Regions from separate parts of the Homo sapiens genome. Here region 1 is linked to region 2. The links are chromatin loops, found by intact Hi-C in ENCODE. Cell type or tissue: heart right ventricle. All regions are shown on one strand. Links, peaks and the distances in the headings refer to the core of each region. The heading gives the core; the rest is flanking DNA.

Region 1 (8,341 bases), core at 292-8,291, 200 kb before region 2:
AGGCTTCTTCCTGGAAACCCAGGCTTTCCCATACTGCCTCTGAAATCTAGGTAGAGGCTGCCAAGAATCTACCACTGTTGTACTCTGTGTGCCTGTAGGTTTAAAACCATGTGGAAGCTGCCAAGGCTTATAGCTCTCATTCTCCAAAATTGCAGCCCAAGCTGTGCCTAGGCCCCTTTGAGACACAGCTGGAGCTGGAGTGACCAGGATGTGGGGAGCAGTGTCTTGAGGCTGTGCAGGGAAGCAGGGCCCTGGGCCTGGCCCATGAAATCATTCTTTCCTCCTAGGCCTCTGGGCCTGTGATGGGAGGGGTTTCAGCAAAGTTTTCTGAAATGCCTTTGGGGCCTTTTCTCCGTTATCTTGGATATTAGCACTTGACTCCCTTTTAGTTATACAACTATCTCTAGCAAGAGGATGCTCCACAGTCTGCTTGAATCCCTCTCCTGAAAAAGCTTTTTCTTTCTCTGCCATATGGCAGAGAATTTTCCATGTACACAAAATTTACATATGGCTGTAAATTTTCCAAAATTTTACTCTCTACTTTCCTTTTTAATATATGTTCCAACTTGAAGTCATTTCTTTGCTCCCACATCTGAGCATATGCTTTTAGAAGCAGCCAGGCCAAATCTTGAACATTTCGCTGCTTAGAAATTTTTTCCACCAGATACCCCGGGTTGCCACTCTTTAGTTCAAACTTCCACAGATCCCTAGGGCATGGACAGAATGCAGCCAAGCTCTTTGCTAATGCATAATATGTGTCACCTTTGCTCCAGTTCCCACTAAGTTCCTCATTACCATCCAAGACCTTGGCAGCCTGGACTTCATTATCCATATCACTATCAGATTTTTAGTCACAACTATTAACCAGTCTGTAAGAAGTTCCAAATTTCCCTCATCTTTCTGTCTTCTGAGCCCTCCAAACTCTTCCAACTTCTCTACCCATTACTTTGTTCCAAAGTCAGTTCCACATTTTCAGGTATCTTTATAACAAAACGCCACTCCTGGTACCAATTTTCTGTATTAGATCATTCTTGCATTGCTATAAATAAATACCTGAGACTGGGTAATTTATAAGGAAAAGAGGTTTAATCTGCTCACAGTTCTGTAGGCTTTATAGGAAACATGGTGCTGATATCTGCTTGGCTTCTGGGGAGGCCTTGGGAAGCTTATAATCATGGAAGAAGGTGAAGGGGAAACGAGCATGTCACATGGTGAAAGCAGGAGCAAGACAGCGAGAGTAGGGGGCAGGTGCCAACACTTTTAAGTAACCAGAACTCATTTGAACTCAGAGTGAGAGCTCACTTATCACCAAGGGGATGGCCCAAGCCATTCATGAGGGATCCACCCTCATGATCTAAACACCTCCCACCAGGCCCACCTCCAACATTGGGTATTACAACTCAACATGAGATTTGGGCGGGGATAAATATCCAAACTATATTATATATTTACTCTCAAGAGTACAAAGTTTCCATAAGCAGCACCACTGCCTATTCCTTAACACAATATATTAAGTTATAAATAAACAATATAGTTTGCCATTTAACAACAAGTAGAAAGTTCAATAGCACATCCTTATCTCCAGTGCTGCCAGACATGTAACTTAGTGAGGTAGTTATCAGCTTCCTTTTTATAAGAACATCCAATGCTTTTATAAAGTTTTTCACTGCCTCTAGAAAAGCAGAAGCCTTTACAAAGGAAATTTGCTTTATGTTAATTATGCAAAATCAAGGGTTATTAAGAACATGAGACCAAGTGAATGAAAGAAGCTGTGGAATATATTACTTCATCTTACTCTAATACTCAAATTTCAGAGAAATTATTCCTGGACAGAGTATGGAGGTACATAAAGAAAATACTCTCACCTTAAAAATTCAGCTACTTGGGAGGCTGAGGCAGGAGAATCGCTTGAACTCAGGGAGGTGGAGGTTTCAGTGAGCCAACACCACGCCACTGCACTCCAGCCTGGGTGACAGAGTGAGACTCCATCTCAAGAAAACAAACAACAAAAAAAATTCCTGCTCCCTTTTTGTATTATGGATAGATATATCAACTTTATGGATGACATTTCTATTGGAAAGGACAGCAAATGCAATGAGTAACACCATCAAATCCAAAGGGTCTTGATAAGCTAGAAAAATGGGCCAATAGTAACAGATGAAATGTGATAGATATAAAATCTTCCTCTTTTATCTAATAAATGAATTGCAAAGGTACAGAATACAGGGAAAGTTTAATAATAACATGAAATGACACAGTACTTTTCTGAAAGCAAGATTAACATGATGTAGCTGTCAAAAAAATGATGCTTGGATCATGGATTGCATCATTAGAGTAATGGTATCATTTCCACTCAGAAGGGCATGCTTTTCTAGGAGGCATATTGGAATATCTGGGAGGGGTGTACATGAAATTGAGGAAAGCATAATCAATATTATTATGTAATTTTAAAATTAAAAATACAGAAAAAAGAGACAAAATGAAGCTTTACAAAATCTTCCAGGCTAACCATCTAGGAAATAAACAGTGATTTTTTAGTGGGTTAGGGGATTGACAGGCTTGGAAGCATGACATTTTCATGTACAGCAAAGGGAAGTAGTTATTGAGCAATTCAGTTTTTGAGTAATTCAGCTGGAAGAAGGAGAAAAGAGTCGACTCTACTCTCATTAGTAAGACCCATCATATATCCTCTGGTTTTGCTTTACATTTAATTCACTCATTTCCAAATGTTTATTGAGCATCAGCTATGTGACATATACTAAGTGCACTGAGGATAAAGCAGAGAACAGACAGCCATACAAGACTATCAGCTGATTTCTCCCAACTTCACAAAGCACACTTCCCAGGTCCATCTTGCTTGATTTCCTGAGCCAGTCCCAAGGCAAAAACCTTAATATTCTTATCTGGTGAAACACACATTGAGTCAACTTCCCAGATCTAGTGGCCAAGGGATGTTTCCTGATTCCACGTTGTGTCACCATGAAGTCTCACTGCTAGCAATCAGGACCCTGGACAGGCTAACCATCACCCTAGCAAATTAATCAAACCCGAGAAGGGGGTGTGGGAATACTGATTTATAGGTGGTCAGAAGTATAGGTGACAGTCAACCTAAAGTAGGGGACAGTCTTGTGGAAATGCACCCTTAACTTGTGGGATTTGACTGTAAGTTGAGGTAGTATCAGAATTAAGTTAAACTGTAGGACACTTAGCTGGTGTCTGCTGGAGAACTGTTTCATGTGTGGGGGAATCTCTGGTGTCAGAAGTGTTGAGCGTGTAAGAGTAGCAAAAACAGTTTGGTTTTTACTATCTCAAACAGGAGTGAAAACAAATTCCTGTGAAGCAGGAGTGAATGGAGGCATGCAGCCCAAAATAACTTTGAGAGAGAAATGCAGGAGGTTTGGGACTCTCTGTTCCAGGTGTTATCTGGATGTGGGGCTGGCAGGTGCAGTGTGAGGAGCTAAAACCAAAGTCATGGAGTTGCCTTAACTGGCACTGACAATCCATCATTTCCCTCCACCAGCAAAGGTAGCCTGGTGATGACCTGCAGGCATAACACTGGGTTCTTGCCTCTAAAGAAATTCAACAATCAGCCCAAGGATCTAGGAGGAAAACAATACACACAAACGAGAGGAAAGAAACCACTCCAGCTATCTAGAAAAACCATTTCAGATCTTCACACTTGAACTCAAAAGGACAACAAAGAATAAACCACCAGAGAGGGGAAGAATTTTTCTTTTCTAGGGGAAAGACTAGATAAACACACATAAGAATGGAGCCTTGAAGAAACATAATTTAGTGAACAGAAGAGAGGTTTAAAAACTATTATCCTCAGTGATACTTGAGAAGAGAGTACATTTATGAAACAAAAACAGGGTGTTATTATAGAGAAACAAGAGTGGGGCTGTCCAATAGGACTGGTGTCCTTATAACAGGAAGAGACACCAAGGGTGTGATTGCACAGAGAAAAATACCCTGGAAGGACACCAAGAGAAGACAGTCATCCACAAGCCAAGGGGAGAGTCCACAGGATAAATCAAATCTGCTGGCACCTTGATCTTGAACTTCCAGAACTGTGAGAAATTTCTGTCGTTTAAGCCATCCGGTCTGTGGTATATTGTAACGACAGCACTAGCCGATTAATACAGGTACTACTGTCTTCAGCCTACACAGTCAAGATTCACTATTAGAAACTGATGGAACAAGAACAATTCTAATTTTTTCAAGAAAGTTCTTTTGCTTTAGAAGAGTTAGTGATTCAAGAAATAAATGTATTAGGAGATTACCAACTAATACATACAGATGAAATTATGAAGTTAGAAAATCATCAGTGGATGCTAAAACTACTAGGTAAAAATTAGATGAGAAAAGGGACGTAATCCAATAGCACCTCCCCCCAGCATTATTTTTAATCATAAAGAAAAAATAGTAACTTTATGGTGAAGAAACCTCGCAGACACCACCTTAACCAAGTGAACATCATCAATACTGGGAGAAACCGATGTTATCTCTACCTTGATAACATGCACTGGAAAAGACACATCACTTAGTGGTGTTTCTCCAAAAATTCATAACCTGAAAGGGAACATCAGACAAACTCACTTTAAAGGATATTCCACACAATACCTGGTCTGTACTCTTAAATAACGTCATTTCAATAAATATAAAAGCCAAGGAACGGTTCCAGATCAAAGAAGACTAATGCAGGAATAACCCTTTCATCTGGAATGTTTTTTAAGCAATAAGTTTCTGCTTTCGAATTTAAGAGTGCAGATCCTTTTTTAATCCAATTGGTTCAGGGCTAGAATTACATTATTTTACATCTCCTTAAAGCTTTGATCCCCGCTACAATCTACAATATATAAATGCATGTGTGGTATCCGTCTATCATCAATTTAGGTGACAATAGGAGAAAAGTGCCTGGTGCCAATCTTTATTCCATAGTATGAAATTGTCTCTCAGGACAGGGTTTTTGGTGAGAGAAGCACAGGATATTGCTGGGTAACAGACTGGGTCAGGAAAGAGGGAGGCAGAGGGCAGCAGTTTTGCTAGAATTTAAAATTTGGTTGCTTTTGGAAGAGAAAGCGGGAGGTTCCTGGGAGCCAGAATGTTATGTTTCACAGATGTAAAAGTCATAGTCGGGAAAGACATCGCTTTAGTGGTGTTTTCAAATGACCTTTAAATGGTAGGGTTTTACTTGTAGCTTCCAGCCCTGAGGGTGGTTCTTGTTGCTTAAGGGCAAAAGGGTCAGGGGTAAAAGCCAGCCTTAGAAACCTGTCAAAAAAGATTTCCAGCGGGGCGCTGGAGAAACGTAGACCACGCCAGAATTCCTGTCTGGAGAAGCTCTTCATAGGGCGAGAGGCTGCGTGCCCCACAAGGTCCTTCAGAGGCACATTGTGGGACTCAGGGTAGCAACTTCTGGCGAGTGGAGCCGCAGTTACAGAAGCGAAACATTCGAAGGCAATTTACTTCCAGCTTTCGCAACACCCACCCTCAGCCATTACCCTCCCTTGCGCAGTCGCGCCATAAACTTCTCTGCTTTCCCCCACAGCCCTCTGGGCTTCGACCCATCAACTGAACACGCGCCAAACATCGCGCGCACGCGCCAAGCTCGGCCCAATCAGAGTTCCAAACCGCGGAGTGTTCGCCACGGCGATAAATTAACCTCAGCGTGGCGCGGGGTCTCGAAGCCGAATAACGTACGTGATTGGCCAGCCTCTTCCATATTCTTTTAAGGGCGGAACCTGGCCCTGGAGCCACGCCTAGCGAGCTGTTCTCTTAATATGGGTAGGTTCGGGCGTGGAGCTGGCAGCTGCGCGGTGTGCCGAGACAGGGCGTGTTAGTTATTTAGTGCAGGTGTAGCAGGGAACGAGGGCATCTGTCGCAGCCGGAGTGCGTCCTGCCGAAGCCTGTGGTTGCACGCCCACCCTCTTAGGGGCTGCCCTCTGCGGTGAGTGTGTGCGGCGTCGCACTTGGGGTTGCTTCTCTCTGCGTGGCCGGACCGGGGCTGGACCCTTCCCAGTCCCCTGCCCTGCCCCATCCCCTCCCTGCACCCGGACGCCCTTCAGGCTGACGTGGCTTTGGTTTAAACCCTCTCCACACTTTTCCAGGTTGTCCGTTACCGACTGTAATGCTCCAGGTTTCTAGGCGTGATGCACAAGGCCTTTCCGAATCTGAACACTACCTTACCCTTCCATGCAGTTGGCATTTCAGCCATTCTGAATTTATTGTCCTTTCTGGACCGGAGCCTACTTGTTCAGATCTTGGTGCTTTTACGAATTCTGTTTTCTCTCACCCTCAGTCTTTTTCACCTGAAATCGTTTTACTTCTAAGAGTCAGCTTAGACATCACCACCTGTGTAAAATCTTCTCTGTCTGCACCAAGCTAACATAGCCACTCCCTGCCCTGTGAAGTTGGACGTGTGCCTTGTTTTGTGACTTCTGTCACGTAGGATTGTAATGATTTTTTTTTTTTTTAATCTAGAAGTCTCCCTTCTCCACTGGGACATTGGGAAGACAAAAGCAGTGCAATGTTCATGCTTGCATTTTTTTTTTTTATAATAGTGCCTGGAGCACAGTAGATGCTCAAAAATAGTTTGAGGAATGAAAAAAAATGAAAGAATGATGGATTAGGCCCATGAGTGTGTGAGATCACGTCCAGGATGTGACGAGAGAAGAAGGGAGATGTTCAGGAGACCCTGAAAGGTGATGGAAAGCCATTGAGACATGGAAAGAATGGCAGAGTCAGGTTTACTGTGAAGCCATGCTTTTCCCGGTTTGAAAACCTGCCTGGGATAGAGATTGGAGTTGATGCCATTAATACGTCTTGGCAGAAGGAAAAGGGAGGAAATGTAGTTGATTTGCGTTTCATAGCCTTTATGAAAATACGTGCCATTAAACTTAGGTTGTGTACTAGTTAGCTTCTCAGCCTTGGTGTGTGTTGGTCTCTTGCATTCCGTAAGGGTCCTCGCTGTCAGCAACAGAACAGATGCCTCTGGAACTGAAGATCTAGGTGTGTCCCTTGCTGCCCCTGCCCAGCTCTGCCATGATCATGGTCATTATTGGGAGCACTGTTGATACAGAGGAGAAAGAGAAGGGGATAGGGAAGATGATGCCTGGCATAGCGGGACCCTTGGCCCCCATGGCTTTCCTCCCTCCAGCACTCGTTCTCACTGGGTAGAAGAGAGAGGCTGCTTTCAGCAGAGGAGCTTTATACCCTTCAGCTTTTGAAGAGGAGACTTTATGTGATATTTATAAATGGGGAGAATGGCTTAGCTATTTCGGTTGAGCTCTATTATCTCTTTGAAGCCATTGCTTTTATTAGGGAAGAAAAGATAGCCACTTGCTTCCTGAAGTAAATTTCAGTATTGGGTACTGAAAAGCAAGATCATTCTTAAATTTTCCTAAAGAAGAAGCTAATGAAGAATAATAGTGCTTTTTGGGAAGCTGGGTGGAAGTGAATTTGGAGATGTCAAGAGTCCACTTCCTCTGGCTTCTGTAACATTGACCCAAGGCTGCTCTCTGCAAACTCCCTGACCTCGGGACTCCTCGGAGCCTACGGGGTTCCAGGATGCTCTTCGGAGCCTCCACTAGGGCTCAGTTCTCAGCAGTGCACACACAGTGACACAGTGCTTAATATATACAAGTATTAAAATATTTCACTTGGCTACATTAATTATAAGTGTAATTTTTTTTTTTTCCTGAAAACAGGGTCTCGCTCTGTCACCCTGGCTGGAATGCAATGGTGCATTCACAGCTCACTGTGGCCTCAACCTCCCAGGCTCAAGTGATCCTCCCACCTCAGCCTCCTGAGTAGCTGGGACTGTAGGTACACACCACCACGCCTGGCTAATGGTTTTATTTTTTTGTAGAGATGGGGTCTTGCTATGCTGCCCAGGCTAGGCCTCAAACTCCTGGGCTCAAGGAGTCCTCCCATCTTGGCCTTCCAACGTGCTGGCATTACAGACTTGAGCCACCACACCTTCCTCCATATTTCTTTACTGATAACATTTTAGCTGTTACCAGGAAGTTTTATATATTAGTATCCAGATTAAACACAGGGAACAATTAACTGGCATGTACAGAGAATAGTTCTTGCATCTCAAGCTTTCCGTTCATTATTTTAATTTATCAAAAGGTAAGAATTAAGCTTTGAAGATAACAGTAAGGTATTGTACTACTAAGCATATGAGATGCCTGTCTTTCTTCTTGGGAGAGTTGTATCTTCTAACGCAGCACTTCCTTAGAGACAGCAAATTACCTTTGAAAGCTGTTTTGAGGAGTTTAGGTACCAAGAGCTTTCTGATGGGGAAAACTTCTTAGGCTGGAGACAGATATTAGACAGG
Region 2 (8,341 bases), core at 107-8,106:
TATATAAACACATTTATCTCTGTAACTATGTTAAATATAAATAATGTAATTGTGTCAATAAATAGACAAACTGAATTAGAAAAGTAGAAGACTAATTCACCTATATGCTATTACAAGTAAACAACTTGTTAAGGACACAAAGTTTAAAAGCAAAATTGTGGGAAAAGGTATTAAGAAAACAGTGAAAAAGGGAAACTGATATAGAAATTAATGGCAAAGTAGGCTTTAAGGCAGGAAAAGTCACTAGAGAAAAAGGAATATTTCATAATTAGGAAGGAATCAATTTACCAGGAAGATATAACAATTCTCAATGTGTATGCACCAAATAATATAGTTTCTAAATATAAAAAACAAAAATTGACAAAATAGAAGAAGAAACAGAAAAAACACAATTAAAGTAGGAGACTATAATACGCCTCTCAATAACCAATAATATAATCTAAAAAGGATATATAGTAAAGATAAACATTCTGAAGAGCTTAACTGAGAAATGTGACCCAATTGATGTGCATAGAATCCAACAACATCAAAATACAAAATCTTTCAAGTGTACATGGAACATTCACCAAAACTGGCCATATTTTGAGTACAAAGTAAATCTCAATACAAAATAATCAAAATTATTCAAAGTACATACTCTAAGCATAGTTCATAGAGGAAAATTTTTGGCCTTAAATGCATACTTAGAGGAAAAAGTATATCTGAAATGTTATTTTTTAACTTTCCTCTAAATAAGCTAGAAAAAGAAAGTAAATCAAACTTTTGAAAGGCTAATGAAAACATAAAGAAAATAGCAGAATTCCATGACATTAAAAAAAAAATGAAAATAGAAAACAACAATTTCAATAAAATGACTTTTTTTATATGTTAATAGAATTGATGTTAGAATTGATATGATAGCAAGACTGATAAAGAAAAAAACAAAAATTACAAATAACAGGAATGAAAAAAGGGACATCATTCCAAATACTACAGATATTTTAAAAATAATAAAATATTTTGGCAGTTTTTTGCTTAATTCATATATATCATTCTCTGGGTTCTTCCCTGGAAGGACTACACCAATAGGAGTTCTTTGTTCTCTGTTCTTCCATTTGGGGGTACCCTGACAAATTGGAGGTTGGAAGGAGAGTGAAGTCAGGGTATTTATTCTAACAGCTTCCTCCCTACTGTGTCATTTCAGAGGAATGGAGGCTGGATGCCTCCATCAAGTGCCCTAGCTCCTCTCAATGGTCACCCTCACCATACAATTATCCTTCCCACTATGACAATCATTCCTTCCCCTCTTCTCCCCTCTTTAAGCCTAAGGGTGGTTCCAGCCCCACTGCTACTAGCCCCAGGGTGCTGCACTGTTTCTTGTGATTTTCCCACATCTTGCCCATAACTTTAATAATTTTCTCTATAAGAGATAGTTTCTTTAATAAATCCTCTACAGAAAATCCTAATTGGAACATACCATCTGTTTCCTGCTGTGACTTTCACTGATACAGCTCCTTTGTCCCCAATATCCTTCTCCTAACATATTGCTTTATCTTAATTAGCAATGTCACATTTCAATAGGTTGTCCAAGCCAGAGATGTAAAAAAAATCATTCTAGTGCCTTTCCCTTCTCTCATTCCTCATACCTAGCCATTGCTGAGTCTGTGTGATTCTTGCTTTTTTTTTTTTTTTTTAAAGAAATCACTTTTGTTGCTCCCCTCTTCTATCATCACAACCACTGGCCTCATTAATCAGGCCCATATCATTTCTCTCTGAAAAAAAAAATGCTGCACTCTTTCAATTGGCACCTGCAAGGTTGTTGCTCTGCACTCTACTTGTGCACTCATCAGTGGAAGGATGAAGGGGGCTGAAACCTCACTTCTCCTCCACATTACATGTTATATGTCCTGCAGCAGGGTCCTGTTAACTTGGAGGAAAGGATTCCTTTCTTATTCATACAAAAACAATGAAACTAGTGGTGGTCCTGAATTTAGCAACCAACAGCCCATGTAATGTTCTGACCACCAATATAATCCAGCCAACACATGATCTAGTAACATAATCTAGAGCCTTGCTTGGCATAAAAAGCCCACAAAGATGTGGTCCCTGCTTAGTTCAGATTTTTTTTTCTTTTTTTTCTTTTATTATTATACTTTAAGTTTTAGGGTACATGTGCACATTGTGCAGGTTAGTTACATATGTATACATGTGCCATGCTGGTGCGCTGCACCCACTAACTTGTCATCTAGCACTAGGTATATCTCCCAATGCTATCCCTCCCCCCTCCCCCTACCCCACAACAGTCCCCAGAGTGTGATGTTCCCCTTCCTGTGTCCATGTGATCTCATTGTTCAATTCCCACCTATGAGTGAGAATATGCGGTGTTTGGTTTTTTGTTCTTGCGATAGTTTACTGAGAATGATGATTTCCAATTTCATCCATGTCCCTACAAAGGACATGAACTCATCATTTTTTATGGCTGCATAGTATTCCATGGTGTATATGTGTCACATTTTCTTAATCCAGTCTATCATTGTTGGACATTTGGGTTGGTTCCAAGTCTTTGCTATTGTGAATAGTGCCACAATAAACATACGAGTGCATGTGTCTTTATAGCAGCATGATTTATAGTCCTTTGGGTATATACCCAGTAATGGGATGGCTGGGTCAAATGGTATTTCTAGTTCTACTAATCTCTACTTTGTGTTCTATTCTCCAGCTATGCTAACCCCTGGCAAGTTCCTAAATGTGACATTCTATCTCACACTTTCATATCTTTGTACAAACTGCAATCTCTGGAATACCCTTCCTCTGCTCCTGTGCTGTGTGGGCTTCAAGATGGTCCCTAGTCATCTCTGCCTCCTAATGTTCACATCCTGTGTGGTTCCCTCCCTTGAGTGTTGATGGAGGGGGAGATCTAAGTTAATTCTAACCAATAGAACATAGCAGGCATAATGGAATATCACCTCTATGATTATGTTACATACGATTGTAACTTCTACCTTGCTAGCAGACTGTCTCTTGCTGGCTTTGGTGAAACAAATTGCTATCCTATGAGCTGCTATATGAGGAGGCAGGCCCACATAGTAAAGAACTATGAGAAGCTTCTAGCCAACCACGAGAAGGAAATAAAGTCCCTCAGTCAATAGAACACAAGAAACTGAATTCTGCCAATAACCACATAATTGTGGAAGAACATCCTTCCCCAGTCAAGCCTTGAGATGAAATTGCAGCCCCAGCCACCATCTTTTTTCTCCCCAATTGTTTTCTTTTTCTTTTTAGTTGACACATAGAAGCCATACATATTTATAGAATGCAGAATAATATTTTGATGTATGTATACAATGTGTAATTACAAAATCAGGGTAATTGGTATATCCATTACCTCAAACACATCATTTCTTTCTGTTGTGAACATTCAAAATTCACTCTTCTAGTTTTCTGAAAATACACAACAAATTATAATTAACCATATTCATGCTACAGTGCTACAGAACACTAGAACTTGTTCTTTCTCTTTAGCTGTAACTTTGTATCAGTTAGCCTTCTCCTTATCTCCCCTCCCTTCTACCCTTTCCAGCCTCTAATACCCACAATGCTACTCTCTACTTCCATGAGTTTGGTTTTTATTTAGCTCCTACATATGAATGAAAACATTCAGTATTTATCTTTCTGTGCCTGACTTATTTTGCTTAACATAACATCCTCCAGCTCCATCCACGTTGCCATGAATGACAAGTTTTTATTTCATATTTTTTTTTGAGACAAGGTCTCTGTCACCCAGGCTGGAGTATGGTGGCATGATCATAGCTCACTGCAGCCTCGAACTACTGGGCTCAAGTGATCGCCCTGTCTCAGCCTCCTTGAGTAGCTGGAATTACAGGCATGTGCCACCATGCCCCGTTGCTTTTTTGTATTTTTCCTAGAGACAGGGTCTCACTATGTTGCCCAGGCTGGTCTTGAACTCTCAAGCAATCCTCTAACCTCAGCTTCCCAGAGTGCTGGGCTTACAGGCATGAGCCACCGTGCCCAGCACAGGATTTCATTTTTTATGGCTGAGTAGTATTCTATCGTGTATACACACCAAATTTTTTTAATCCATTCATCTGTTGATGGACATTTATGTTGATTCCATATCTTAGTTATTGTGAATAGTGTTATGGGGGTGCAAGTATGCCTTTGATATACTGATTTCATTTCCTTTGGAAAACACTCAGTAGTGAGATTGTTGGATTGTTTGGTAGTTTTAGTTTTTTGAGAAACCTCCACACGGTTTTCCACAATGCCAGCCAACATCTTGATTGCAGCCTGGTGGGAAGCCAGGAAGCATAGGACCCCAAGAAGCTATGCCTGAACTCTTGACTCATAGAAACGATAAGATAATAAGTGTATGTTGTTCTAAACTGCTAAGTTTGTAGTTATTTGTTATGCAGCAACACATAACTAATACAGCCTCTGAATTCAGAAAACTCTTGGTCATCAGAGGCTGGGATGCTCCTTCCTCTTGATTCCAATACACCAAGTGCATTCCCCATCATGCTAGCCAGAGACTCGAGAGCTGAACTCTGTCCATTGTAATTCTCACTTTTCTTTCTTTCTTTCTTTTTTTCTTTTTTCTTTTTTTTTTTTTTTTGAGATGGAGTCTTGCTCTGTTGCACAGGCTGGAGTGCAGTAGTGCCAACTCAGCTCACTGCAACCTCCAACTTCCGGGTTCAAGCAATTCTCCTGGCATCAGCCTCCTAAGTATCTGGGATTACAAGTGCATGCCACCACGCCTGTCTAATTTTTTGTATTTTTAGTAGAGGCAGGGTTTCATCATGTTGGCCAGGCTGGTCTGGAACTCCTGACCTCAAGTGATCCACCCTCCTCGGCCTCCCAAAATGTTGGGATTACAGGTGTGAGCCACTGTGCCCGGCCTCATTTTTATTTCTATGTTCTTTTTCTCTACACTCTGGATGTGTCTCCTGATCTCTCTTTTACATCATTTTGTTGTCTAAAATATCTGCGTTGGTCTCTGCTGCTTTCAGTGTGGATTTCAATTGCCTAGATTTCAATTTTAGATTTCTTGCAATCTTTCCTAATCCAACTGTTTTCTTATTTTGTCTTTTTGCTTTCTGAACTTGGCTTCTCTCATATTTGTGAGGATGAGAAGCATTTTGCTGCATTTCAGTAGATAGTTTTCAGAAGTATTATACCAGGTCTGGTGCCAAACTCCCATCCTCTCAGTCTTGCTTCTGATTCCAGCAGTGACTGAGGCAAACAACTTAGCATGGGCTTTGACTCACCTCACACCACAAGCGTCTTGCTCCAAATATGCCTTGCACATCCTTTACTTTCATTTTTGGATGTCTTTGTCATCATAGACTGCAGCCCTCTCTCCAGCACACAAGAACCATCACAATCTGGAAGTATGTGGGGGATTTAGTGTCCTGGGCAGCGGCCCTATCAGAGCCAATGGATAAAGGCTGCTCCCTGTGGGTCCTTGGATAGACAAATGGGAGAGACACTCTATAGGCTCCTTTGAATGTCCTGATGGAATTAAGTTCCAGTTGCTCTCAGTCTTTCTTCCTTTTATCACTTTCCCAGGGGCCTCCCTTCCATTCTCTGAGATTTTCTCCCAAATAAATTATCCTATATATATATTCTTGCTTAGTCACTGTTTTTGGTAGCATCCAAGCCAAGCCAAGTATATTCTTCCTTTCTAATGCCAGGATAATTCCTTTTTACTACTCTGTATTATTTGCCAGCAACCTAGATGACCTGGAAGCACCTTCTTGCCCAGAGCCTCCTGATGAGAGCCCAGCCTAAACCTTGATTTTGGTCTTGTGAGATCCTAAGCAGAAAACTCTGTTGAGCCCATCCAGAATTTTGACCAACAGACCTATGTTGTTTTAAGCTACTTAGTTGGTGGTACCTTGTTTTCTCACTGATCTTGAATCACAGGAGCAGGCCAAGAGATAGAACCTGTACTGGGTTAGATAGTGTCTCCCCAAAATTCATGTCCTTCCTGAATTTTAGAATGTGACCTTATTTGGAAATAGGACCATTGAAAATGTACTTACGGTTAAAATGAGGTCTTATTGGAATAAGTGGGCCCTTAATCCATTCTAACTGGTATTGTTATAAGAAGAGAAGAGGCACAGACACTGAGACACACCAGGGAGAAGGCTTTGCGAAGATGGAGGCAGAGATTGGAACAATGTGTCTATAAGCCAAGGAATGTTAAAGATAGCCAGCAGCAACAAAACCTAAGAGAAAGGCATGGAACAGATTATTCTCCTCCAGACCCCACAAGGAGTACATGGCCCGGTGTACACTTTGATTTCAGACTTCTAACACCCAGAACTGTAAGAAGACAAATTTCTGTTATTGAAAGCCACCCAGTTTGTGTTACTTTGCTATATAGCAGGGCTAGAAAACTAATACAGGACCTAAGTGTTTTTCTGCTGTTTTTATGTCACCTTTGTTTCATCAATCAAAGCCTGAGCCTTCCATGTAACAAAGTCTGGACTGTATTCCTTAATCTAGGCTTATTTGTTAATAGGTTGTCTATCATTCTGAGGTTTTAGTGAGAGCATGGGTTTGTATTCTCACCTGTGTGTTCAGGAAGATATCAGTGGGCAGTTGAAATAAGCTCTTTTAGAGACTGCTCTAGTAGTCAGGGCTCTCCAGAGAAGCAGAATCAGTCAGATATGTATAGATGCATAAAAGGAGATTTATTTTATTTTATTTTTTGAGACAGAGTCTCCCTCTGTCACCCAGGCTGGAGTGCAGTGGTGTAATCTCAGCTCACTGCAACCTCTGCCCCCTGGGTTCAAGCAATTCTCCTGCCTCAGCCACCCTAGAAGCTAGGATTACAGGCATGCGCCACCATGAATGGCTAATTTTTGTATTTTTAGTAGAGATGGAGATTTCACCATGTTGATCAGGCTGGTCTCAAACTCCTGACCTCAGGTGATTCATCTGCCTTGGCCTCCCAAAGTGCTGGGATTACAGGAGTGAGCCACCACGCCCAGCCTATAAAAGGAGACGCCCAGCCTATATCATGGAAATTGGTTCACATGATTATGGAGGCCAAGAAGTCCCACGATCTGCCATTTGCAAGCTCAAGAACCAGAAAAGCAGGTGGTATAATTCCATTTGACTCCAAAGGTCTGAGAACCTAGGGGGCTGCTGGTGTCAGCCTCCAAATATGAAGGCTCAAGAACCAATAGTATCAGAGCCTAAGGGCAGGAGAAAATGGATTTCCCAGCTCCAGAGGAGAGTGAATTCACCTTTCCTCTGCCTTTTTGTTTTATCCCAACTCTCAAGGGATTGGATGATGCTCATCTACATTGGTGAGGGCTTATCTTCTTTATTCTGTCTACAGATGCAAATGCCAATCTCTTCCCCACATACACATCCAGAAATAATGATTTATCCACTACGTGCATATTATTTAACCCAGTCAAGTCAACAAGTACAATTAACCATCACAACCACTATGAAGCATGACCATTCTGAGTGTTGTTGTTGCACATTTTGGAAACTTACTATAATTTTTTTCTAGGACCATGTGAGGCATTAATTAATTATCAAAATAATAAATGTTGATAGAAGATAAGTAAGTCTTTCAATCCACTACATAAACTTTGCCTTGGCTTTGGAGCTCTGGAGGTTTAAAAGGCCAGCTCTGGAAAGGAAAGGCCTAAGCCACTCAATTTCCCTTGAATTTCAGAAAGGAAATAAAAGAATATATGATTGTCAAGTGGTATTATTTGGAATAACATACCCTCAGCATCAGAAAATGGAGAAGAGGAAACTGAAAAGAATCTGTGTAACGTGCAATAGCATATATACTTGAGACATTCTTCTACATGGCTGCCAGAAAGATCCATTAAAAATGCAAATCTGGCCAGGCGCAGTGGCTCAGGTCTGTAATCCCAGCACTTTGGGAGGCCCAAGGTGGGTGGATCACTTGAGGTCTGGAGTTTGAGACCAGCCTGGCCCACAGGGTGAAACCCCATCTCTACTAAAAATACAAAATGAGCTGGGCGTGGTGGCAGGCACCTGTAACCCCAGTTACTTGGGAGGTGGAGGCAGGAGAGTTGCTTGAACCGGGGAGGCAGAGGTTGCATTGAACCGAGATGGTGCCCCTGCACTCCAGTCAGGGTGACAGAGTGAGGCTCTATCTCAAATTTAAAATAAAATAAAGTAAAATAAAAATAAAAATAAAAATAAAAATCTGACTCTATATTGCCCCTACTTAAAGCCCTCTGGTAATACCAGAATGACTTCAGGAACATTGGTCACACTTCTTAGCTGGTCATTCACACCCTCCATGATTGGTGCCTTCTCTACCTCCTCATCCTCATCTCCTCTG

The links. A loop is a pair of places that touch in the nucleus more often than their neighbours do. Peaks named below come from ENCODE experiments on the same cell type or tissue, not always from the same donor. Only the 100,000 strongest peaks of a DNase experiment are listed, where the experiment ranks them.
Region 1: it touches region 2 in a loop (2.9-fold over the local background); 4 of 110 quality-filtered maps call a loop at or near these places.

Annotation. Positions count from the first base shown.
Region 1 is chr10:45,221,925-45,230,265 of GRCh38, reverse strand. It overlaps LOC105378283 (a long non-coding RNA gene), which reads left to right and starts at 5,756. Exons shown (of 6, transcript XR_001747443.2): 1 at 5,756-5,947. In heart right ventricle, for the core only: no CTCF peak of the experiment used is centred there; no DNase peak of the experiment used is centred there; H3K27me3 peaks cover 5,071 bases.
Region 2 is chr10:45,020,569-45,028,909 of GRCh38, reverse strand. No RefSeq gene overlaps it. Among named protein-coding and RNA genes, the nearest start is that of ZNF22, 24 kb to the right of the region's middle. In heart right ventricle, for the core only: no CTCF peak of the experiment used is centred there; no DNase peak of the experiment used is centred there.